3 separate regions of the Homo sapiens genome follow, and regions 1 and 2 are each linked to region 3. A link is a loop called in an ENCODE intact Hi-C map of the cell type or tissue named here. Cell type or tissue: heart right ventricle. All regions are shown on one strand. Region 1 overlaps MTREX (Mtr4 exosome RNA helicase). Region 2 overlaps PLPP1 (phospholipid phosphatase 1). Region 3 has its middle 62 kb from the start of PLPP1.

The links. Hi-C counts contacts between places; a loop is a spot of excess contacts. Peaks named below come from ENCODE experiments on the same cell type or tissue, not always from the same donor. Only the 100,000 strongest peaks of a DNase experiment are listed, where the experiment ranks them.
Region 1: a loop joins it to region 3, with 2.1 times the contacts of the local background. A loop is called at or near these places in 16 of 110 quality-filtered maps.
Region 2: it touches region 3 in a loop (2.1-fold over the local background); 16 of 110 quality-filtered maps call a loop at or near these places.

Annotation. Positions count from the first base shown.
Region 1 is chr5:55,414,446-55,422,445 of GRCh38, forward strand. It overlaps MTREX (Mtr4 exosome RNA helicase), which reads left to right. Exons shown (of 27, transcript NM_015360.5): 25 at 1,525-1,687. Among named protein-coding and RNA genes, the nearest start is that of MIR5687, 90 kb to the right of the region's middle. RefSeq lists a silencer at 6,791-6,910. In heart right ventricle, no CTCF peak of the experiment used is centred here; a DNase peak (open chromatin) is centred at 4,661; H3K27ac peaks cover 3,879 bases.
Region 2 is chr5:55,434,235-55,442,234 of GRCh38, forward strand. PLPP1 (phospholipid phosphatase 1) reads right to left here. Exons shown (of 6, transcript NM_003711.4): 4 at 7,617-7,674. Among named protein-coding and RNA genes, the nearest start is that of MIR5687, 71 kb to the right of the region's middle. RefSeq lists enhancers at 3,903-4,730, 7,221-7,759. In heart right ventricle, no CTCF peak of the experiment used is centred here; DNase peaks (open chromatin) are centred at 4,088 and 4,387; H3K27ac peaks cover 6,873 bases.
Region 3 is chr5:55,593,014-55,601,013 of GRCh38, forward strand. No RefSeq gene overlaps it. Among named protein-coding and RNA genes, the nearest start is that of PLPP1, 62 kb to the left of the region's middle. In heart right ventricle, no CTCF peak of the experiment used is centred here; DNase peaks (open chromatin) are centred at 4,198, 4,808, 6,738, 7,628 and 2 weaker places; H3K4me3 peaks cover 1,121 bases; H3K27ac peaks cover 7,881 bases.

The DNA.
Region 1 (8,000 bases), 180 kb before region 3:
CTTCCCATTATTGTAATGAACTGTATAGCATTGTTGTGAACAGAGATTAAAAGCTTCATAATGTAAATAGGCTGTATTGACAGCTCAGTGCATGTGTCATTTTCTTCCTCAGTACTGATAATGGTATCTTGAAGGACTAGGATTTAGTTTATTTTTAATTTTTTGCACATTTTTTCATTCTGGTTTATAACAAAGTTTGGTTGTTTTATTGTTTTGTTTTTGAGACAGAGTCTCGCTCTCTTACCAAGGCCTGGAGTGCAGTGGCGTGATCTGGGCTCACTGCAACCTCCACCTTCCACGTTCAAATGATTCTCCTGCCTCAGCCTCCTGAGTAGCTGGGATTACAGGCACCCGCCACCACACTCAGCTAATTTTTGTATTTTTAGTAGAGACGAGGTTTCACCATGTTGGCCAGGCTGGTCTCGAACTCCTGAGCTCATGTGATCCTCCCACCTCGGCCTCCCAAAGTGCTGGGATTACAGATGTGAGCCACTGTGCCCAGCCTATAACAAAGTTTTAAAATCTGTTTTATCATAAGAAATTGTCTCTGGATCCTCAAAGCCACAGTAGTTTATAGTAATAAATTTCTCTCTTACTATTTTCATAGGATAAGCCGATTTTTTCTGTCTGTTCAACATTAGACAAAGACAAGGAAAGATGAGCTAAGGAATTACAAGAGAGGAACAAAAAAATGTGTCATAAAAGGGCCCCTTCAGAACAACAGACACTGGTGCCTACTTGAGGGAGGAGAGTGGGAGGAAGGAGAGGTTGAGGAAGAAAAAAGAAAAAAAAAACCTGTGGCATATTATACTTAGTACTCAGCTGACTAAATAATCTATATACCAAACCCCTGAGTCACAAGTTTACCTAGATAAGAAACCTGTACATGAACCCCTGAGCCTAAAATAAAAGTTAAAATATTTTTAAAATAATAATTCAAAAAATTCTGATTAAAATTAAAAGGCCAGTTCAGTGGAACATGTAACATGCCTTAAAATCACTAAGAAATTTAAATTTCTAGAACCAGCAAAGTCTTCATAGGCCTAGGAGTTTTTGGCCTTTTAGATTGCCAAGTAAAGAAGAATGAAGTTTCTCAACTTAGAGGAAAACAATATGAAGATATGTACATTTTTAAGCATTGTTGTGGAAAAATGTATTTTGCTCTAGGATTTGTATTTCTCTAAATCTGTTTTGTAATGAAATAATTAGAGATTAGTTAAATGCTGCTCTTGAATAATTTTAATGAAGAGTTCTGTTTCTTTGTTGAAAAGGTATCACTGGCTGAAAAGCATGCTCTTGATACATTTTTCTTAGTTAACTACCTCAACATAATGGGAAAGATTGGCCGTTTAATCACTTAGCAATGGAACAGGCACTGTGCCTACTTAGGAGCAGAATGTCCACATTGCAGACATAATACCTAGGAAGAAAAAGGGACCTCCTGGAATACTGGCTTGGAAACCTAAAGAATAAAGTGATATGGGAGATCATAAGTAAGGAATTTTAACTCTTTTATCTTTAAAGGAATGTGCTAAAAGAATTGCAAAAGTTTCAGCAGAAGCCAAATTGGAAATTGATGAGGAAACTTATCTAAGCTCATTTAAACCTCACTTAATGGATGTAGTATATACCTGGGCAACTGGAGCTACATTTGCCCATATCTGCAAAATGACAGATGTCTTTGAAGGTATGGTTAAATTTTACACATATATATTTACAGTATAAGAAATACAGTTAGGATGGTATTGTTTTAATTAAACAAGTATAATATGTATTTTTAATATTTGGTAACTAAATGAAATCTTCTCCCTATTATATAGATTAAAAAATATTCTCCACAAATTCTTTGTATTATTTAATAAGCATAGTCTGTTCATTAGAAAGTCCTTTAGAAACTATTTTAAACTGTATAATTCTGTGCAGTTGTAATTCTATGAGTTTCTACAGTCACAAGCAGATGACCCTAAGAAGTCATATTTATGTGGGTATTTTTCCTTTTCACTTTTGTTCTCCTGGTGAGCTATATAATTCCACTAAAAATAGCAGAGCTGAAAATGATCAGTCATTGCATATGTAATTGACTTGGCTTTAGTCAGACTGTTATTGCAGCATGAATCAGATTAAATTTAATGAGCAGGATTTTAAGAGACTGAAGAATAATTGTTACTCAACTGAAGAGAAATTTTAAATGAAAAAATTAAGGCAAAAGAAATATAAGGAATAAGTGAATAATAAGAAGCAAAAAAATAAGTAGACTGTTTAAACGAAACCATATTTTAAAATGCTGCATTCAGTAGGAAAAGATTGGTTTGTGTGTTTATAAATGGCCAGTTGTATTTACTGAATGAGATAATTTACATTGAACTTTCCTAAAAATGAAAATAAATGAGTTTGTTCTGTATAGAGATTATAATAAGAACTGCTACTATTGCTTATAGGTTTAGTTTGAGAAAAATTACATGTTTAACATGCCAAATATTATAGGCCTTTCAACTGATATTATTAAAGAAGTAATAGATTACTGATTTTATGAATCAGTTATTTTTATGATGCATAGGTTAAACTTCTCTGCAACAGAATATTAAAAACTTAAACTGAGGGCCTTTACTACATTGAACTTTATGGGTTTTAAGGTTTTTAATGTTAAAGTTTATAGCACATTTTTAAATTATGGTGTTGTATCTTACATATTTTTTCTAAGGTTTATAAACTTCTCAGCCTCCTCTAAATGATCATTTAGTCAAACAGTCCCAAAGCATCCTTTGAATTCTGTATTCTGTTACTGGGAAAGTCATTGCCCAGTAAGTACTATATGCCAAACACTGTGCTAAGAGCTCTGTATAATTTACATGTAATCACCAAATAGCAATTCAGGGTAGATATTATCTCCACTTTGCACAAGGAGACTATGGTAAACAGTTTGGCCAAGGTGATGTGAGGGCACGATGATTTAAACTCTGGTCTCTGTAACTACATGTAAGTTCAGTTAAGCACCATACCACCTTATCCTTAAATTTTGGATCACCTGAAAATTTCTTAAACCCTACACTAGACTATACCATCTCCATCCACAGAAAAGTCATGCTTGGAGTAATACTAAACAGGTCTTAATCCTAGATGATGTTTAGCAACATCTCTAATTAGTTAATGGTGTTTAGCCGAGTCAGTGAGAAGAGGGATGTTGCGTACTCACTGATGAAAATTGCTTAAAACAGGAGCACAGGTTGGTGTATGACAATTGTGTTTCAGCAGCACTAGGGCGATCACATAGAGCACCACCAGTCTTCAGTCTGACATCTTTTTGGAACATAAGGATGAAACTAGTAACTGTTCAATGCCTAATAATAAGACTTGATAATACAATACTCATATTTGTATAATATCTGCTTCTCTGAAAAGTCAGAACACAATGACATAAAACAATAGTGGTACATGGCAGAGAGTAGCTTTTTTTTATTTTTTTATTTTTATTTTTATTTTTTATTTTTTTTAGAAAAGTAAAAAGCAGGCCAGGCACGGTGGCTTACGCCGGTAATCCCAACACTTTGGGAGGCCGAGGCGGGCGGATCAGGAGGTCAGGAAATCGAGACCATCCTGGCTAACACGGTGAAACCCCGTCTCTACAAAAAATACAAAAAATTAGCTGGGTGTGGTGGCAGGAGCCTGTAGTCCCAGCTACTCGGGAGGCTGAGGCAGGAGAATGGCGTGAACCTGGGAGGCAGAGCTTGCAGTGAGCTGAGATTGTGCCACTGCACTCCAGCCTGGGTGACAGAGCGAGACACCATCTCAAAAAAAAAAAAAGAAAAAAAGAAAAGTAAAAAGCAAGGGCAGTAGACCTGGCCTGTCAGATGAGTATATTTTTTTTTAAATCTAGGAATTCATATAAAATTGTCTTTATGGATTATTTTTTCTGTTCTTTCTACCTAAGTAGAAGTTATCACAGTATGGAAGATAAATCCTAAACTGCCAAATTGAAGATGGTTTGTAGCTCATACTAGATGCCACCTATGAGTTGACTTTTTCCACAGCATACCAGCATTCCTGAAGTCTGTTCTGTCCTCTTTCAGTTACTCAGGGGCTATTTCTACATCACAGTTTGCTTGAAATTTCAGTTTGAAAATTTGAGAAATCCAGTTTTTTAGCTCTAACTTGAAATTAGATCTAACATCTGCATAATTTTTATGTTTTTCTTGTGTGTGAGCCAGTAGATGAGCTTAAACCTTTCTAAAAATTGGGATATACTATGTATTCGCCCTTAAAACTATTTTTTGATTTAAGTAGCAAAAAATGAGAACCTTCATTTTCTTAGGATAGTATTTCTCTCTTTTGTTTTTACAGTGTTACATAGTGCTTCCATTTCAAGAATAGCCATTCCTTCCTCATCTCGTTATTGTATGTGGTTGTTTTTTATTTTTTGCAACAGGGTCTGGCTCTGTCACCCAGGCTGGAGTGCAGTGGCGTGATCTTGGCTCACTGCACCCTCCATCTCCCGGGCTTAAGTGATCCTTCCACCTCAGCCTCCAGAGTAGCTGGGACCACAAGCATGTACCACCATGCCCAGCTAATTTTTGTTAATTTTTGTAGAGATATGATTTTACCATGAAGCCTAGGCTGGTCTCAAACTCCTGGGCTCAAGTGATCCACCTGCTTCAGCCTCCCAAGGTGTTGAGATTACAGGCATGAGCCACTGCAGCTGGCCTACACATGTTTTATGATTGGAAAAATACTGTAATCAAAGCTGTAGCACACAGTACAGTGTGTCTGTTTTTACAGGCAGACAATAATTGCATTGGAACTTTCTAATGTGCTGTGTGCAAACCATATTTGTTCCTAATAAGATTCTTAATTTTCTTTTCATATGAAAATAAAAGTGTCTGGTCATTTCATATCCTGAGCCTCAGAAGTAGTTTTAAGTATTCTTCAAACATTAACTGAGGCTAGTTAACACTGTAATGATTAAAACCATGTGTTTGGGGGATGTGTAATGCAAAAGAAAAGTTCATATTGTGATTCAGTTGAGAAATTTTGAAGACTAAGTATTTATTCTGTTATCACCCTGGAAAAAAAATGACAGAATTTAGCTGTTTTTTATTTCCATTAAACTAAATTTGAATGACAGTTTAAACAAACTATTTGTATGGGCTGATGCCTAGGGTTTTAGTCAAGTAATCCAGAGGCTGTTACTATTTATTTCTGACTCTACATAAACAATATTGTACTCTTAACTATGAAGGATGACAAAGGATTTGCTTTCCACTGAGCAAGTGTCATTAGGAAAGCTTCTATGATGAATTATCTCTTGAAACTATTTACTGTACCTCTGCCTGCCATATGCTTTTTATTTTTTTTCAGTCCTGCTCCCTCTGTATGCCACATGTTTTGAAAGCAAATACTGTGAATTGCATTCCTCAACTCTCCCCACCACACACATTCTCTCACATGCCTTTCAAGTAGCAGTTTAACCCTTTCTTAGCATCATCAGTGTCATGAGTGGTTTTCCAGTGGATTTGTCTTTTAAAAGTATTCTTGCTGATAATAATAGAGTAACAATTTATTAGTAATTGTTTCTGTCTTTACATTTTGGCACAGTTTTAGTACCTGATACTTACTCGTTTAATGAATAATTCTGAGACCCTAGTGGGAATCAGGCACCATGCTAGTTACAGTGTGAGCAATAGTCTCTGCTCTCAAGAAAGGGTTCAGCCTAAGCTGGGGTTTAGCGGCAAGTAGTTGCAAGATACATGTGTGATTCTAACCTGAGGCCAGGCTGGATAGGAGTATTAAATTCGGGTCAGAGCATGAACTGTAGGAAACTGCTTTAGGGTATGCCAGAAAGCTGAAGGCAGAAGTTCTGTTCGGGAAAATCTGCTGCTTTCTCTCCTTAATGAGAATGATGCTGTTTTGTTCATCAACCGGGTAAGGCTGATGTTTATTAAAATGCTCTTAAATAAAAGCATATAGTCCCAAGTGTCCATCGATAGATGAATAAATTGTGGTATATATTAGGTTGGTGCCAAAGTAATTGTGGTTTTTGCCATTTTTAATGGCAAGGTGTTCCATTGTAATAAAGATTAAATGGAACAGCTTTCAGTTAGAAAAGACATACTGACTCATGCTACAATATGGACAAACCTTAAACACATTAAGTTGAAAGAAGGCAGACACAAAGGCCACATAGTGTATAATTTCACTTATATGAAATGTCCAGAGTAAGCAGATTCATAGAGACAAAGCATAGACGTGGTTGCCATGGGCTGGAGGGACAGGAAGACATGTAACTGCTTAATGGGAACAAGGTTTTTTGGGGGTGGTAAAAATGCTCTAAAATTAGATAATGATGATGGTTACACAAGTCTGAATATACTAAAAACCACTCAGTTGTACACTTATTTAAAATAATTTATGGTGTGTGAATTCTGTCTCCATGTGAGTTCTTCCAGAATGTAGTAAACCTGAATATAAAAAAGGGCAGTAACTGACTTGTATACTTTAACATGGTTAAAAAGGTGGATTTTATGTTTTATATTTTACCACTATTTGAAAAATTTTTTAAAGACAATAACTAGAAAGAATTGGATTTCTCTTTCTACTCTGGCAGGACCAAAAAAAAAATTTTGTAACAAACCAGTAGGTTAATGTGGTTTTGTTTTGTTTCGGTTTTGGTCAGCTTCATTTAGCCTATGATGGGTCATGGCTTTGAAACTTTTGTCTAGCACTTAGTCAGGCTGATGAGGCAGGATGACTTATAAAGGTGGGTGTAAGAAGAGCCCTTGGATTACAGAGAACTGTAGTAGGTAGGAGAGATGCTAGACAATTCACTACTTAATCGTCAGTCTTCATTAATCCCTGGGGGGAGTAGCCTCTATGTTTCAGGCAGCTCTGGACAGTTAGTGTTTGTGCACATACCCAGTGATTTGTTGATGAGACTCTGTGGGCAACAACCACAGTCATTGTATATGCAACCTTGTGCCTACTGGCCTAATTTGCTTGTTACCTGAAACTGTGTCGAAACTAAAGTTTCCAGAAATTGAGTCGAAATGTTTACAAAATGTGACATGACAGTGCTCTCTGGCCTGAATGTGCATTTACTTGCCTTAGTTTATTCTTTATCTTAGTAATTTACTTCGTATGGTTTGGTCTCTGATAACTTTCACAGATTCTGGTTAACACGAGTTACTAAAATTTGTGAAATAATAATATCACATTGTGTTTCTTGGTACACATTTGAAGTCAGTCAAAACAATGTTTGAGAATGTGTCTGGCTCTTTAATGCCCTGTGCAGCAGAGGACTTTGTAAAGGATTTCATTTCAATCCTAAATGACCTGTGAGAATCTGGTCTCAGGTAAAAATCTAGTTACATTTTGAGCCACTACCTAATTTAATTATCTTTGGATATACTTGTTTGCATAAACATTTAATATCTGATTGCATAGGTAATATGACATTACCCTCTCTATCCCAATTCCTACCCTCTCTCTTGACACCCAGAAGTTTCTGCAGTTGGATTTCCTGTTTCATTGCAAGGCAGTATTGGAGCCTGCATTCCTAGCAGCTGAGAATAGAAATAACAAATAATTATTATTAATTTAATAATTGTTAATAGTGTAAATAGTTCATTGTTCCTACAGACTGCATTTTGAGAACTGGTATTCCTAATGTATTTCATATATTAAAAATGAAGTCAAGCGTTTTAGATTTAGGCAGGTAGCACTTAGAGAAAGGATCTCACAATCTCTGCTCCTCTTTGCACAAGTCTAGCAAAAGTGAAACTATGTTTATAGCTTCAGCTTTGATACAAACACTTTTCTCAAACAGATTCTAGACCCATGGGAAAAGGCTTCTTTCCTTGTGCTCCTTGAGAACACTGTGTAAAGAACGTACTAATGAAAGAATCTAAGGTCAAGAAGAATGAATGCACCTTTAAAATGACAAGTTTTATCTTGTTACTCTCCTGCTAAAAACAGTCTGTTGCATTCTATGAGATGGTATGGATGGTGTC
Region 2 (8,000 bases), 160 kb before region 3:
AACTCTACAAAGGAGACTGCAAAACACTGGTGAATGAAAATGCAGAAGACAGAAACAGGTGGAAAGATATCCCACGCATAAGGATCAGAAGAATTAATATGGTTAAAATGACCAGACTACCCAAAGCAATCTACAAATTTAATGCAACCCCTGTCAAAACACCAATGACATTCTGCACAGAAATAGAAAAAAAAAATCCTAAAATTCATACAGAATTAAAAAAGAGCCAGAAAGCCAAAGTAATCCTGAGCAAAATGAAAAAAAGCTTGGAGGCATCACACTACCTGACTTCATATTACAAGGCTATAATAACCAAAACAGCACAGTATTGGTATAAAAACAGACTCGTCAGCAACCAATGAAACAGAATAGATACCAGAAATAAGTCCACGTATTTACAGCCAACTGACTTTTGACAGAGGTACCAAGAACATACAATAGAGACAGTCTCGTCACTAAATGGTGCTGGGAAAATTGGATATCCATATGCAGAAGAATGAAATTGGACCCCTATCTCTCAAGTAAGTTGGATTACAGACTTAAATGTAAGACCTGAAACGATAAAACTAATCAAAGAAAACATAGGGGAAACGCTTCAGGATATTGGTCTGGGCAAAGATTTTATGGCTAAGACCTTGAACACAGAGGCAATAAAAATAGACAAATGGGATTATATTAAACTAAAAACCTGCACAGCAAAGGAAACAATCAGGAGAATAAAGAGACAGTCTGTTGAATGGGAGAAAATATTTGCCAAGTATTTATCCAGCAAGGAGCCAATATCCAGGACATATAAGGAACTCAACTCAACGGTAGAAAACCAAATACTCCCATTGAAAAGTGGGCATGGGGCATGAATAGACAATTCTCAAAAGAAGACGTACAAATGGCCAATAGGTATATGAAAAAATTCTCAATATCACTAACCAGGAAAATGCAAGTCAAAACCACAATCTTACCTCAGTTAGAATGGCCATTATTAAAAAGACCAAAAAAACATTAAGAGATGCTGTTGAGGATGCAGAGAAAAGGAACTCTTCTACACTGCTGCTCGGAATATAAATTAGTCCAGCCACCAGAGAAATGCAGAAAAGGGGGCCTAATCCGGGGAAGTATGCTGAGGGAGATGTGCAGTGGTAACTGGGCTTTTTAAAAGGTATTAATACAAGAGATCACCTGGTAACAGGGAGAATGGATGCGGAAGAATCTCCAGTCAGCTGCCCATACCAAAAAATGCTTTCCTTCCTTGATTAAAAAGGATGACTATTTCTAGTATTTATAGTCTCTGCTCCCAAATTTGGAGGCTATCCTGATATACATCAAGAGTAAATGTCATTTATCAAAAGAACACTTGAGTGTGCCACTAGTGTGATCCCTGCTGTAACGTACAGGAACACAACTCTAGAACTGGAAAGGAAGAGACATGGGTTTCCAGGACACACAAATTTTAAATGAAGATTAATAGGAAAAACAAAGATACATCATATTCTTCGCCTGACCTTCACACTCCTCCCTCCCCCATTTTCATCTATTAAAATGGGCTGGATATACAAATACCACAGGAACACAACATATGGCAACCCCGACGCCTCAGAAGGAAACCACAGTTAGGCTATTTCTATTCCTCCCTGTCTCTTTGTACTACAGTGTGCGCCTGTAGTCCCAGCTACTTGGGAGGCTGAGACAGGAGAACTGCTTGAACCCAGAAGGCGGAGGTTGCAGTGAGCCGTGATCACACCACTGCCCTCCAGCCTGGGCGACAGAGTGAGACTCTGTCTCAGAGAAAAAAAAAAAAAAAAAAACTTCTTAGCCGGGATATTACTAGAGATTCATACAAGCAATTTCCTATTTCTTAGAGCAATAAGGACACCAAGCATCACATTGCTCAAAATAACCAGGTGTTCAAGCCCAGAAAGGAGGGTTGCAGAAAGCTGGCCATTCCACCTGCAGGCAGCAAATGCTTCACTGAGAAGCACAGAGGCCTTCCTCCCAGTCCCAAATGATATGGCTTGGCTGTGTCCCCACCCAAATCTCATCTTGAATTCCCACATGTTGTGGGAGGGACCCAGTGGGAGGTAACTGAATCATGGGGGCAGGTCTTTCCCATGCTGTTCTTGTGATAGTAAGTCTCACGAGATCTGATGGCTTTATAAGGTGGAGTTTCCCTGCACAAGCTCTCTCTGCCTGCCGCCATCCACGTAAGATGTAACTTGCTCCTTCTTGCCTTCCGCCATGCTTGTAAGGCCTCCTAAGCCACGGGGAACTGGGAGTCCAATTAAACCTCTTTCTTGTGTAAACTGCCCAGCCTTGGGTATGTCTTTATCGGCAGCATGAAAACAGACTAATAAACCAACACTCCAAAACGTGTGGCTCCGCTTGTGAAGAGCCTCATGATAGTTTTATAAAGTGCACAAAGAAGACCTGGTCAAAACAAACGGAAGACTCTTCATTACACAGAGCCACATCAGGAACAAATTACAAGGTATGCCCATTTTTTCTTTTGTTTAAAAATTAATATTAAAAGAAACTAGAAAATTCAACATCTGTGATACTACTTAGGCATTCTTTCATTATCACTGAAGGGTGGTGCTATTGCCTGGATATTTGTGTTACCCCAAAATTTGTATACTGAATGCCTAACCCCCACAAGGCAATGGGATTAGGAAAATAGGACTTTTGTGGGTGATTAGGTCATAAGGGGTTAACCCTCATGAAAGGGATTAATGACCTAATAAGAGATCCAGGGGAGCTCCCTTGCCCCTTCCACTGTGTGAGGACATTCTACAACCTGGAAGAAGGCCCCACCATTACCCAACCATGCTGGCACCCTAATCTTAGACTTCCAGCTTCCAGACTGAGAAATTTGTTTTTTATAAACCACCCAGTCTGCTGCAATTGGTTATAGCAGCCCAAACTAAGACAGGAAGGATATATAACCATTTTTGGTTGAAATTTCTGAAACATTTAACTTCCATTAAAGGATCTAATTAGAATATCTCACCTTTAAAATAAATAATCGTTGAACGAGATATTTTTTGAAGCTGTTTTGATTTTGCCTTTCCTTGACTAATCTTGTTAACACTTCTTAACTGTAAAATGTTGTTATTGTCTCATAGCCTCTGAATATTCTATTGTTAATAAAGTAAGAACTTTTTTTTTTCCATTTTAAACTAGAGTCAAGGGGTTGGCTTGCAAGCTAAGAACATTTTTAAGGAGTTTTTTTTGTTTGTTTTTTCAAAAAAGAATATGTGACCTACAAAGCCTAAATATTTATTATCTGACCTTTCACTGAAAAAAAAAAAAATACCAACCCCAGAACTAGACTAACAACAGCAGGCTCAATGCAAAGAAATATACCTTGGTCTACTTATTTTGAAATAGTGCTTTTATGACTAGCCAGGCAAGCCAAATTGATTGCTCCACCTACATTTGATGACAGATCTGTCCAGAAGAACACTGGAAAGCAGGCCTCAGTTTAGTCTTCTTTGGGTTTTAATTTCACCATTTTTAGGATTCACTGAGGCACTAAATTTAGATCTTAAATCCCACCTCAAAATCAGACAAGGTTCGTAGGCTATGGGCCATGAGTTGTTCATCATTTGCCCAATGTTCAGCAATAATCAAGTTTGGAAAACATCACGAAGTATCAACAATGCTAGGAGGTATACAGTGAATGCTAAATGAGGGATTATATGAATCTTAAGGAAAGTGGATAGTATGAAAGAGTCTGAGTGGATTTAGATAGGTGGGCAGCACTGTCTAAACACAGGGCAGGGGCAAGGCCCAGATAAGAGGCATTTTGTGGCAGGAGGAGAGTCTGGCTGAAGCATAGATACAGGAATTTCATAACAGGCGGTGATATAAACAATCTGGGGTTACAGCCTCAATAGAAGGGTCTCAGGAAAAGTATTTTAACACTCCTCACTGTATTGAAAGAAAATACAGACTCATACCATGGCTGTTCTCCTGAATAATCAAATAAATTTGGAATCTCTGGCATTCAGCCAAGTTCACGGGGAGTCACTAAGCATATAAACTGGCTATGTGCAAAGCAGCCCTGCCCTGAGCTCCCGCAGGCCTGGGAGGTTTTCACTGATGCTGACACTCTCTTGGCACAGTTAAGTGTGCAGGGCTGCACTGGCTGCCAGAGAAGAACAATGGTCAGGGTGTTTTAAGAGCCATTTTTAACTAGAAGTTAATTTCTGGGTGTCAGGAATTGACAGAGAAGTTTTGGCTATCAAAGACTGTCCTAGGAGAGGATTTAAATGACTACGTCTCTACCCAAATCTGAGACTGACTCATGAAGCCAAGGTGCCCAGAGAAACAAGATGAGTCATTGCTCAAGGAATTCGGGGGTGGGGCTTAGAGGTTAAATGTTGTACATAGGCCAGGCGCGGTGGCTCACGCCTGTAATCCCAACACACTGGGAGCCCGAGGCAGGCGGATCACGAGGTCAGGAGATTGGGACCATCCTGGCTAACACGGTAAAACCCTGTCTCTACTAAAGATACAAAAAATTAGCCGGGCGTGGTGGCGGGCGCCTGTAGTCCCAGCTACTCTGGAGGCTGAGGCAGGAGAATGGCGTGAACCCGGGAGGTGGAGCTTGCAGTGAGCCGAGATCGCGCCACTGCACTCCAGCCTGGGTGAGAGAGCAAGACTCCGTCTAAAAAAAAAAAAAAAAGTTGTACATAAATGTAAAAAGCAAGGATCTGTGTATTCAGGGCTGAAATAAAAGCTGGGGCCTACATCCACATCAAGCAAATATTTCCACTACCTAGAGTCAGTAAAATGCAGTGCATGGTTGCTCTGGCCTGCTTTCTTCTCCAGAAAGGTCTTGGTCTACAACAAATCTATTTATCTAGGCTTCTTTTTTTGCCATTATAACTTTACATCTGTTAAATCAAACTAAAATCTGTCCTGAAAACCCCCTGCTCACATACTTGAGTTCTTCTGTACAAAGAACAACCTAATTTGGTAAGTAAGCAAACTGGGAGCCTGACTCAGGAATGTGCTTCTGTAACAGCAGCTGAGTCTCAGCCAGTCCCTGCAGCCATATTTCAACCACTCACAGCCATTCAAACCACGCTCAAATAAAGCTCCAAGGCCGAGCTGTAACCAATCCGGCAGTTTCTGCACCTCGCTTCCATTTTCTGTACTCACTTTCCTTTTTCTGTCCATAAATTCTCCCTGACCACTTAGAAGCAGTGGAGTCATTCTGAATCTGCAGTGACTCTGAGGGCTGCCCAATTTGAAAGTCGTTTCTTCCTTGCCCAGTGACACCCTTAAATTTATCTAAAGTTGTTCTTTTAACACAGTTGGTTCAAACTGACCCAATTACCACACTATGGTTGACATCATTTTCCCGAGTTGATATCCTTCATATGTGGCTGCATGTCCACTGAGCAGGCCTGCCACTGAGGCCCTCTATTATATCAATGTCATCCTCTCTATAGTAATTTTAATCTTTCACAAAACAGCCCTCAGTACAAGTTACTATTTGACCAATTACACAGACGTTAATGGGTGTTTTGAGAAGGGTCAAGGAAGAAGAGCAGAAAATGATGAAGTATGGAATATGTTATAGCTGAGAATTTTCTTTAAAATTACAAACAGTGGGTCAAAGTTATGTGTCAGTCACTTCCAGAATGCCATTTTACTTCCAGAGATCTGCATGAGCTGACCTTCAAAATAAATGGACTAGGGTTCAGACCAAGTAATCAATCAATCAATACAGCATGGGATCCTGATTATCAAGAAACCCCACAGAGCTCACAGAACTCAGCAGCCCCCTCCCAAGGTGCCTATTCCCTCACTTGTAAAACAGTGGCAGTCATCCCTCATCTTTTCATGGAAATTTAGTCAAAAATAAAAGTAGTGTAAAATGCAAATCATCATCAAGATCAATCAAAACTCAGATTTCTAGATTTCTCATAAAGAGGGACTTGGACACTAACACAGACAGGTGAGCGAAAAACAAACCACAATAGCTAGTGAGACAAAAGCTAGACCTAGTGAGGTCTAGCCCAGGGCATACAAAGCACGCCCACACATTCAAACGCCCTTCAGTCCAGTCACAGGCCCATGCTCTGGGAAGAGCTCTCAGGATAGTAACGGCTCTAGCTATTGCTCAGCCTTCCGGGTCTGCCCTGGTCCTCGTGCTCTAATTAAAAAGAAAAAAATATGTTGTCTCACTTAAGAAAGAATGCTGATTTTTTTCTAATATGATAAATGAACAGAAGATGTCAGAATAGTATTTTCTGCTAACTACCTTCAGATAAGTCACATTTTCCATGCTGCATCTGCAGAAACATTTGAGTGTGTGTCTTAAAAAGGAAGCCCTAAATTCTGCTGAATCATACTCTGTGCTTCTTCACAAAATTTAATTAATGTAAGATGAAAGCTTTGAAAATTAGCTGTTGTAATGGCTTGAGGTTCTGACTTTGAATTTTATATAACACATCTACAATTTACATATTCTTTTAATGTTTGGAATTTGTTTTTTCAAATAAAAGCAAGATTCTAGTAAAACATTTTAAATTATCTCTGAGACTAATTCCCATTAGTTTACCCTTAATGTTACATATTGTGCATTTTAAGTCTAAGCATTAAATTATCATACGGCACTTAATGTGATCAAAGGGAAAAACACAGGAAATGACAAATTTACACAGAACACAACTGTATAAAAATCCCCTTATAAAGAAAATTAAGACAAAAATTATAGCTGATCTATTAGGGTACAGATTTTCTAACCCTCCTCTCTGTTCCCCCTAAATAATGATAATGCAGGACATATTAATACACCCAAATATATAGTGTTTTATTAATACTTTATATGTAAAGAGAACATTATAAAAAAATAAAAATCAAGTAAAATTGACCTTTAAAAATCCCTTGAATGTGTCCTGAAGCCTGGTCTTGCATTAGTTACTCTCAAAAAACTACATATTCATCTCTAGTTTGATAATGCAAAATGTGGGTGCAAATCTTCGTAAGGCCTCACTGCCAGCTTTGTATGATGCAAATGCAAATTGCTATGCTGCTGCTCTACAGGTTGGCATCAGAACTGGACCTGGAAGTTGTATAGATGACAGGCTCCAGAAGTGGCAACTGCCTTTCCCAGCAGTTGAAACCTTTCTGGTCCCTTGCAGAGCACTCTGGGAATGTTTTAGAAAATGGGAGGAAAACAAAATCTGCTCAAATAGGAACAAGGACAGCTGCCTTCACTTAACAATGATCAAAACCCAACTCCTCACCACAGCAGAGCCCAGAAGGAAAGAAGCTCTGCTGCTGTTCGCCCACACTGAGCAGATGAGGAGAGTGGCTCCCAGTTAGGGAGGAGGTTAACAAGCAACAGCAGCCTGTTGTCCCAGTCCTTCAGATTAGTTACCTGCTGTGATTACACAGAAGCTGTGTTCCAGAAAACCACTTCAGGAAACGTCCCAAAGTAAGGGCACACATCAACTACTTCTCAGTATGAAACTTACAGATTTGCAGATCATCTGTTTCACCTTTTGCTACTGGCTAATTTATTAGGACAGGTGAGGACACTGATGCTGAGCACATTAATTCCATGCAGCACATAACCTAACCGTCAACAGACACAAAGTACTTACTGCCACAAACAGCATGCAGTACATGGAAAACGAAGAGTGGCCTGAATAGAAGGACAACCTGGAAGAAAAAGAAGACAAATGTTACTTTTCTCTCTTAGGAGCCAAAAGTATTGTTGATTTCATAAATCTGCTCCTTAGTTTCAGAGTGTACACAACTGCCTCCCTCTACTTTGAGAAATTAGAAGGGTACGGCAGGGGGACAATTAGGACATGAACATTAAAGAGTGCAAGAAGGATCTGAGGTCAGATCTCTATACAGTATCATTTTATTGAAACCTTCAGGATGGGTAATGTGTCATGAAAATAAACTTGCCAAGCAATTCTAAGATGTCAGAAGAATGATACTTGACAAGTCATAACTGGCACAAATTGCCTTGACTTTAT
Region 3 (8,000 bases):
ATGATCAGTAATAACCTCACCAATCTACCATTTGAAATCCAAGAGCTCATAAGGACAAGGCAAAAGAAAATTAGTAACTTCAGAATGAATGCTTGATGTAAGCGAAGTTATCTTTCTTTTTTTAAGCATATTGATGGGTAAAAGAGCCTGAGTAAATTTTAAGTGGAAAGTCATGTGTCAGCAGCCTTAGTTTAAGCCTAAGCCATCTCCCACTGGGATTCAGACGTGTCTAGACCTGTTTGGTAGACTGAGCTGCCAAAAGCCAATTTTTAAGAGGAACTGATGGCTGGGGAGACAGAACTCATTTAAAGGAAGAGAGACTGAACCAGAAAAGCTTGTTAAGGTGGGGGGGGCCAGTTCTGAATATACTCGACTGTGCCCCCCCAACCCTAGTCCTGCCTCCATGAACTCAGGACTGAATCCTAGAAGAGAAAGGCCTATGTTAAAATCTGAAAGCCTTATTTTCATTAAAAACTCTTTTTTCTTTTCTTTTCTTTTTTTTGTTTTGAGACAGAGTCTCACTCTGTTGCTCACTCAGTGACTCAGTGTCTTGATCTCGGCTCACTGCAACCTCTACCGCCTGGGTTCAAGTGATTCTCCTATCTCAGCCTCCTGAGCAGCTGGGATTATGGGCGTGAGCCACCATGCCTAGCTAATTTTTGTATTTTTTTTAGTAGAGACAGGGTTTCGTCATATTGGCCGGGCTGGTCTCAAACTCCTTACCTCAGGTGATCCGCCTGCCTTGGCCTCCCAAAGTGCTGGGATTACAGGCGTGAGCCACCACACCTGGCCCTATTTTCTTTCTTTCTCTTTCTCTCTCTCTTTTTTTTTTTTTTTTTTTTTTTTTGTGGAGTCTCACCCTCTCGCCAGGCTAGAGTGCAATGGCGTGATCTTGGCTTACCGCAACCTCCAACTTCCTGGTTTAAGCAATTCTCCTGCCTCAGCCTCCTGAGTAGCTGGGATTACAGTCACGAGCCACCATGACCAGCTAATTTTTGTATTTTTAGTAGAGACAGGGTTTAACCATGTTGGCCAGGCTGGTCTCGATCTCCTGACTTCATGATCTGCCCGCCTCGGCCTCCCAAAGTGCTGGGATTACAGGTGTGAGCCACTGTGCACAGCCCCTATTTTCATTAAAAACTCTAAGATCTTGGATGCAAGGGAAGACTGCCTCAGTAATTGCTCATGTACATTACACAAAATGTACATTACATGAAATAGAGAGAGGCTTTTTCTCACTTGGGCAACAAATGCCATGACCTTCAGAGTATTCATCTCCATATTGGTACACCACATGTACCCATGTATCGGGGTGGTGGCAGTGACAATGGGCCTGTAAAGGGGGTCGTTTGAGGACACCAGAGGTAGCCTTGAAACACCTTCATTAGCTGTGTGGGTGGTGAGGCCTGGGAAGCTGACATCACTGAAGAGGGACCGAGCAGAAGAAGACAGTGGTAGAAGCCTATGGTGGTCCTAAAGTTTTTGGTGAGTTCAGGCGAGAGGCTCTCTAGGGACTCCCAGGTGGAACACTGATGGGGACTCCAAGTGATGATAAGGGCAGGAGACATCCCCATTTGTATGTTAATAGTGTACAGCACTCTGGCTGCTGTGGACTAGGGAAATACAGTCTAACCACTAATGAAATCTAATGAAAAATAACTAAGTAGCTGAGGAATGAGCCACACAAATTTGAATTGAATGACTAAATACACATTGTCCATTTTGGGATGAATGGTAGCCTTATCAAATAAAAATTTTTTCCATCTCAAGAGTCATTGTTATTGTGATGAAATAAAGCTGTTGAGTAGCATTTCCCACCATGGGTTGCCCTGTTATTCTCACATTTGGGAACTTTCCATTGCTTTAGAGATTAACTTTCCCACGGTTTTCTATCCCATGATGTTTGCGGTTATAGATGAAAATGTAACTAGCAGTCAATGGCAGGAAAAGTAATGAATGATGTAGTGTGTAACAATAAAAAAATGAAGCAAGTTCAACTGAATCCAAGATGTTGAGTTCACAGAAAGCCAGTGCAACAGAACCTGTGAGAAGAGCCACACCCTGGGGTTCGTCTATCACGTAAGGGAGGAGAGGGAAGGATTCATGAGCTCTGCCTTTTCAGCATCATGAAAGTGAGACTTTGTGATCACACTTTTATTTTATTTTATTTTATTTTATTTTATTTTATTTTATTTTATTTTATTTTATTGAGATGGAGTCTTGCTCTGTCATGCAGGCTGGAGTGCAGTGGCACAATCTCAGCTCACTGCAACCTCCGCCTCCCGGGTTCAAGAGATTCTCCTGCCTCAGCCTGCTGAGTAGCTGGGATTACAGGTGTGTGCCACCACGCCTGGCAAATTTTTGTATTTTTAGTAGAGATAGGGTTTCACCATGTTGGTCAGGCTGGTCTTGAACTCCTGACCTCGTGATTCGCCCGCCTCGGCCTCTAAAAGTGCTGGGATTACAGGCGTGAGCCACTGCACCCGGCCTTATTTTTTTATTAGGATGAAATATATTAACTTCAGGCCAATGCTGGTTTTTGAAGATATCATGAGTTATTCATTTTCCATCAAAGGACCTTTCTAGACATTTAAGAAAGAAATAAAACATCTCATATGATAGAGGTCCTGGTATGCATTGAAGCATAAAAATAGCTCAAGTGGGAGCGGTGGCTCATACCTGTAATCCCAGCACTTTGGGAGGATGAGGCGGGTGGATCACCTGAGGTCAGGAGTTCAAGACCAGCCTGGCCAACACGATGAAACCTCGTCTCTACTAAAAATACAAAAATTAGCCAAGCATGGTGGCACACACCTATAGTCCCAGCTACTCAGGAGGCTGAGGCAGAAGAATCGCTTAAACTTGGGAGGCAGAGGTTGCAGTGAGCTGAGATCACACCAGCCTGGGTGACAGAGTTAGACTCCGTCAAAAAAAGAAAAAAAAAAAAAGCCGGGCGCAGTGGCTCATACCTATAATCCCAGTACTTTGGGAGGCTGAGGTGGGCAGATCACCTGAGGTCAGGAGTTCAAGACCAGCCTGGCCAAAATGGCGAAACCCTGTCTCTACTAAAAATAGAAAAATTAGCCAGGCATGGTGGTACACGCCTATAATCTCAGCTACTTGGGAGGCAGAGGCAGGAGAATCACTTGAACCTGGGAGGTGAAGGTTGCAGTGAGCTGAGATCATGCCACCGTACTGCTGTTTGAGCAACAGAGGGAGACTCCATCTCAAAAAAAAAAAAAAATAGCTCGAGCAACAAACATTAAAGAAGGCATCAGCGAAGATGCCATAGTTCCTCTGCATGTGGGGAGGAAAGATGGGAGCAATGGTTCTCAAACCCTGGATCCCGTGAGAGCCGTAATAATACTTTGAAAGTATCCTGGGCTACTGGGAAAGACCACATAGGTCTGTGGTCCCCCTCCCACACACACAAAAATCAGACAAGCCAGGTTATCTCTTTTGTATATCGGTTCTTTTTTCTTTTCTTTCTTTCCTTTTTTTTTTTTTTTTTTTTTTTTTGAGATGAAGTCTCACTCTGTTGCCCAGGCTGGAGTGCAGTGGCATCATCTCAGCTCACTGCAACCTCTGCCTCCTGGATTCGAGCGATTCTTGTGCCTCAGCCTCCCGAGTAGCTGGGATTACAGGTGCATGCCACCATGCCCAGCTAATTTTTTGTATTTTTAGTAGAGATGGGCGGGGGTGGTCTTACCACGTTGGCCAGGCTGGTCTCGAACTTCTGACCTCAGGTGATCCGCCTGCCTCAGCCTCCCAAAGTGCTGGGATTACAGTTGTGAGCCACCACGCCTGGCCTGTATATTGGTTCTTGCCTAAAATTTATATTTGAACATAGGGATTTGGTGCTTTAAAAAATTGAGAGAGAAAGATTGAGATGAAAAACCACTGGGGCTTTCTTTAAATCCCCTTCTGCAAATCTTATGTTTTCTCAAGAGGAGCTATCTCCAGGATGAATCTTGCATGTTAATCACAGTTGTAGCAAACTCAGTTGCTGTTTTCCTTATGTACACCAGGAATTCATCTACTCCTGGCTCCCAACACATGGTCTTGGCAACACGTGTCATGGCTGCTTTGTTGCTGAGCCACATGGTGGAAACCGAGCAGAGCTGAGTTTGACTGGATCCATCCCACCAACCCCTGGCTGACCTCCGGCACTGTCCATCCCTATGTACAGGGGGAATGCTCAGGAGTCCTGGAGAGGAGAGGGCTAAGCTGCTGGCCTGCCCAGAATTTGGGAAGCTCTGCTCAGCACAGCTGAGATTAAAAAGAGTCAGGAAGGAGAAATCAGCAATTCCTTTAAGGACCAGAAAACTTGGGAAAATGCCAAAGGATGACAAAGCCAGGGAGCTTGGGAGCTTGATCACTTTAGCACTCAGCTTTATGACCTTTGGAAACTACGTGTCACACTATTGAGTCCAAAACCAGCTTTGATAAATTTTGTTTTGGAATCTTTGTCCTCAGGCATTTTAAGACACTGTAGAGAGGTTGTCTAATATTTTCCACACATCATAATGGCATAAAACTAGGAGAAGAACAAGGACAGCTAGGAAGAATTGCAAATAGAGACTAGGAGGCAGAAAAGATGGAAAAAGTTGGAAATTAGAGTGACATCTGTGGGTTTAATCAGTAACTTAATCTGGCAATGCAGAACGTAGCCAGTTAAGAGGAAACAGAACCCAGTAAAGTTCCTACCTCCTGAGGAGTCCCCATCTCCGCCTTGAGCTTTTGTCATCCTTGGGCAACAGGCAGACATGTTAGTTCCTGCTGGCTCCAGTCCTGTCTGGCCTCTTGATCACTCAGCACTCAGGACTTGGGAAAGTCCTGAGCCTCCAAAGGCTACCGGTGGCATTATTGGGAGTTATTTGCTTGTTTGTGGATCTGGAATTTACCTGCTCTACCCACACCTGGTCCCCAGATGGTGGGGCTGGCCCAAGGCTTCCAGGTGCACACTAAGCTGCAGCTTCCCTGTATTCATGCCTGTCTGCCTGCCTGGTTTTTAGCCTGGGTCCTGACTTTTTACTGGGACTAGACCCCAGCCCAGAAGTTGTCTGGGGCTGCCATGCTGCCACCTGGATCCTGCTGTCTGCTCACTCCATTTTTTCCATCTTACTGCCCATTTACCTGCCACTGGATGATGCTTGAGTTTTAAACTTATTATTTTGAAAAATTCCAAGCCTGCAGCAAAGTTGAGAAAACAGTACAATGAATAGCCACATACTTTCATTTAGATTTACTAATTTTTAGCATTTTGCCACATTTTTCTTTCTCCTTCTGCAAACACACACACTCATAACTGTCCCCATAATGTCTGTTATGGCTATATTTTTTCCAATCCCAGATCTAAATTGGCATCATGCATTACATTTAGTCATGTCTTTTTAGTTTTCTTTAATGTAGAACAATTCTCTTGCTATTTTTGTTTTGTTTTTGAGACAGTCTCCCTCTGTTGCCCAGGCTGGAGTGCAATGGCGTGATCTCCACTACCTGCAACCTCTGCCTCCTGGGTTCAAGTGATTCTCCTGCCTCAGCCTCCCGAGTAGCTGGGATTACAGGTGTGTGCCACCACATCTGGCTAATTTTTTGTATTTTTAGTAGAGACAGGGTTTCACCGTGTTGGTGAGGCTGGTCTCGAACTGCTGGCCTCAAGTGATCCACCTGCCTTGAACTCTTAAAAGTGTTGGAATTACAGGTGTGAGCCACTGCACCCGGCCCAGTTCCCTTGCCTGTAAAAAAAATATTTCCTGGCCAGGCATGGTGGCTTATGCCTGTAATCCCAGAACTTTGGGAGGCCAAAGTGGGCGGATCACCTGAGCTCAGGAGTTCAAGACCAGCCTAGCCAACATGGCAAAACCCCGTCTTTACTAAAAACACAAAAATTAGCCAGGCGTGGTGGCACTTGCCCATCATTCCAGCTACTTGGGAGGCTGAGGCAGGAGAATTGCTTGAGTCCAGGAGGCAGAGGTTGCAGTGAGCTGAGATTGTGCCACTGCACTCCAGCCTGGACGACAGAGTGAGACTCCGTCTCAAAAAAAAAAAAAAAAAAAAAAAAAAAAAATTCTTTCTTGACATCAACATTTTTGAAGAGTTCAGGCCAATTGGGGGTTTTTTGGACATCTGATTATCTCGTCACAATTTGATTCAGGTTAAGCATTTTGGGCAGGAATACTCGATAGGTGCGACTGCCTCTTAAGCACAGGCTATGGCCAATGCCCACTTGCCTTTCTCTTCACGGCACAGTAACCATCCCCTTCCTCTTCCCAGCCTGGCAGAAGGCAAAGCAGCAAGGATGGCTGAGGAACTTGTGCTGGGCAGACCTGGGCTCCCAGGGGACCTGGCAGGGTTGCTGCCACCAGATACCACTCTGACAACTAAACCTTGCCCTTTGGCCCCCATTTTCATTTGTTGCAAATGACCTCTCACATATACTGGGCTCTTCAAATTCTATCGTAGTCCAGTGGTGGTCATGCTTAGGGTGGATCCAAGAGAAAACAAACAAGACAGAGACTCCAAAGAAGCCATGTCTTAGAGGCTCCTCAGCCCCAAAGGCTCTAGTGTATGACCCTTCCCATGGGGACAGAGCTTCCAAACTCAAGTGGACACTTCAGGCTATTGTGCTGGGCTTCAGGAATAGGAACAGGAAGGACTAGGAGAAATCAGAACTGGAAGTCTGGTTGAGTACAGGGATTTGGCAGACATCTATGCTCTGCGTTAGCAAGGAAGTCAAGTTCTTCCTTGAAAAGGACGCATGGGTACTACAAGTTCAAAAACTCAAAATGAAAATCCAAGTCCAGAAGCCTTCATGCGTCAGAGGAGACCATTGGCCAGGAGTTCCTCTGAGGCAGGAAAAGCCTTTCCTGTTATTCTGTGCATCCCTATGGCTGAGTCCTGTGCTTGGTAGATGGGAGACATCCAATCCTTGCTTCTGAATGAATTAATGACTACAGGAACAAATAAATGGATGTGATTTCTAAATGGCCAGGTTTAGTATCCAAGACTCCTATTTAACTGGGAGGATTCAAGAGTTAGTATCTCAGAGTATAGACGGGAAGAGACAGCAAAACATAGCATTTTGAGGTACACAAGTCAGTGAACCCAGCTGAGGAATGAGTTGAACAGCAGTGAGTTGTGGCATGTATTATTATTCAGGCTCAACCTACCAGCTGCAGACTTTTCTTTGATGGTGAACTTATGGTCTCCTGGTCTTCTGTATGCAGAGACCTTTTGCTCAGCTACAGTGTAGCCAGGAACATGCCTGTCCCATCAGGCACACTGCAGCTTCCAGGAAGCCGGGAGGGGGCCACAAGAATGGCTTTTTTACTTCCCCCGCACTGCTGCACATGGTAGAAACAAAAAGTAAGATATGGACACACTCATATACTATCCAGGCTTTTCAAAAGCCATAAAGCAGCATCCAAGCCTCGCTCATTATTATCATAAAAGCTGGGTGGAAAAGTTTAAAGTAGGAATGGAGAAATTGCATGGAAAGAAAGCTCAAGAAGTTCCTAATAAAGCAGCTCGAACATAAAGGTTTGGCACATTCTTAAGACCAGGAGGATGGTCAGGGTCAGTGCTTGAGCTGTAGTCTGACTGCATTCAGCATCTGGAGTGCTGGCGGCTTCCAGCAAGATCTACTAGACTGATAAAGAGGCTCTGAAAGATCTCTTACTGGCTATGAGCACCATGCAGGGGCAAAAAAAGATGTGTCAGGTGATTTAGAAGAAAAGTATTTTTAAGTCGAGAAGAGTGCAATTGTATTACCATCTCCACATTTAGAGATGATTTAAAAAGGCACAAAGAAAGGAAGTGGGCTGTTCCTGGGCCTCCTGTAACTACAGTCCAGCCCTGCTTCCTTATATAGATTTCCTTTTGCACACATACTCTTAGTTTAGGTTTCTAAAACCAACAGTTTTTATTTATAGGTAAGAAAATCCCAATTTTTCTAAATTTTCACCAAAGATGATGCTGGCCAGCCCCTAATTTGTGTT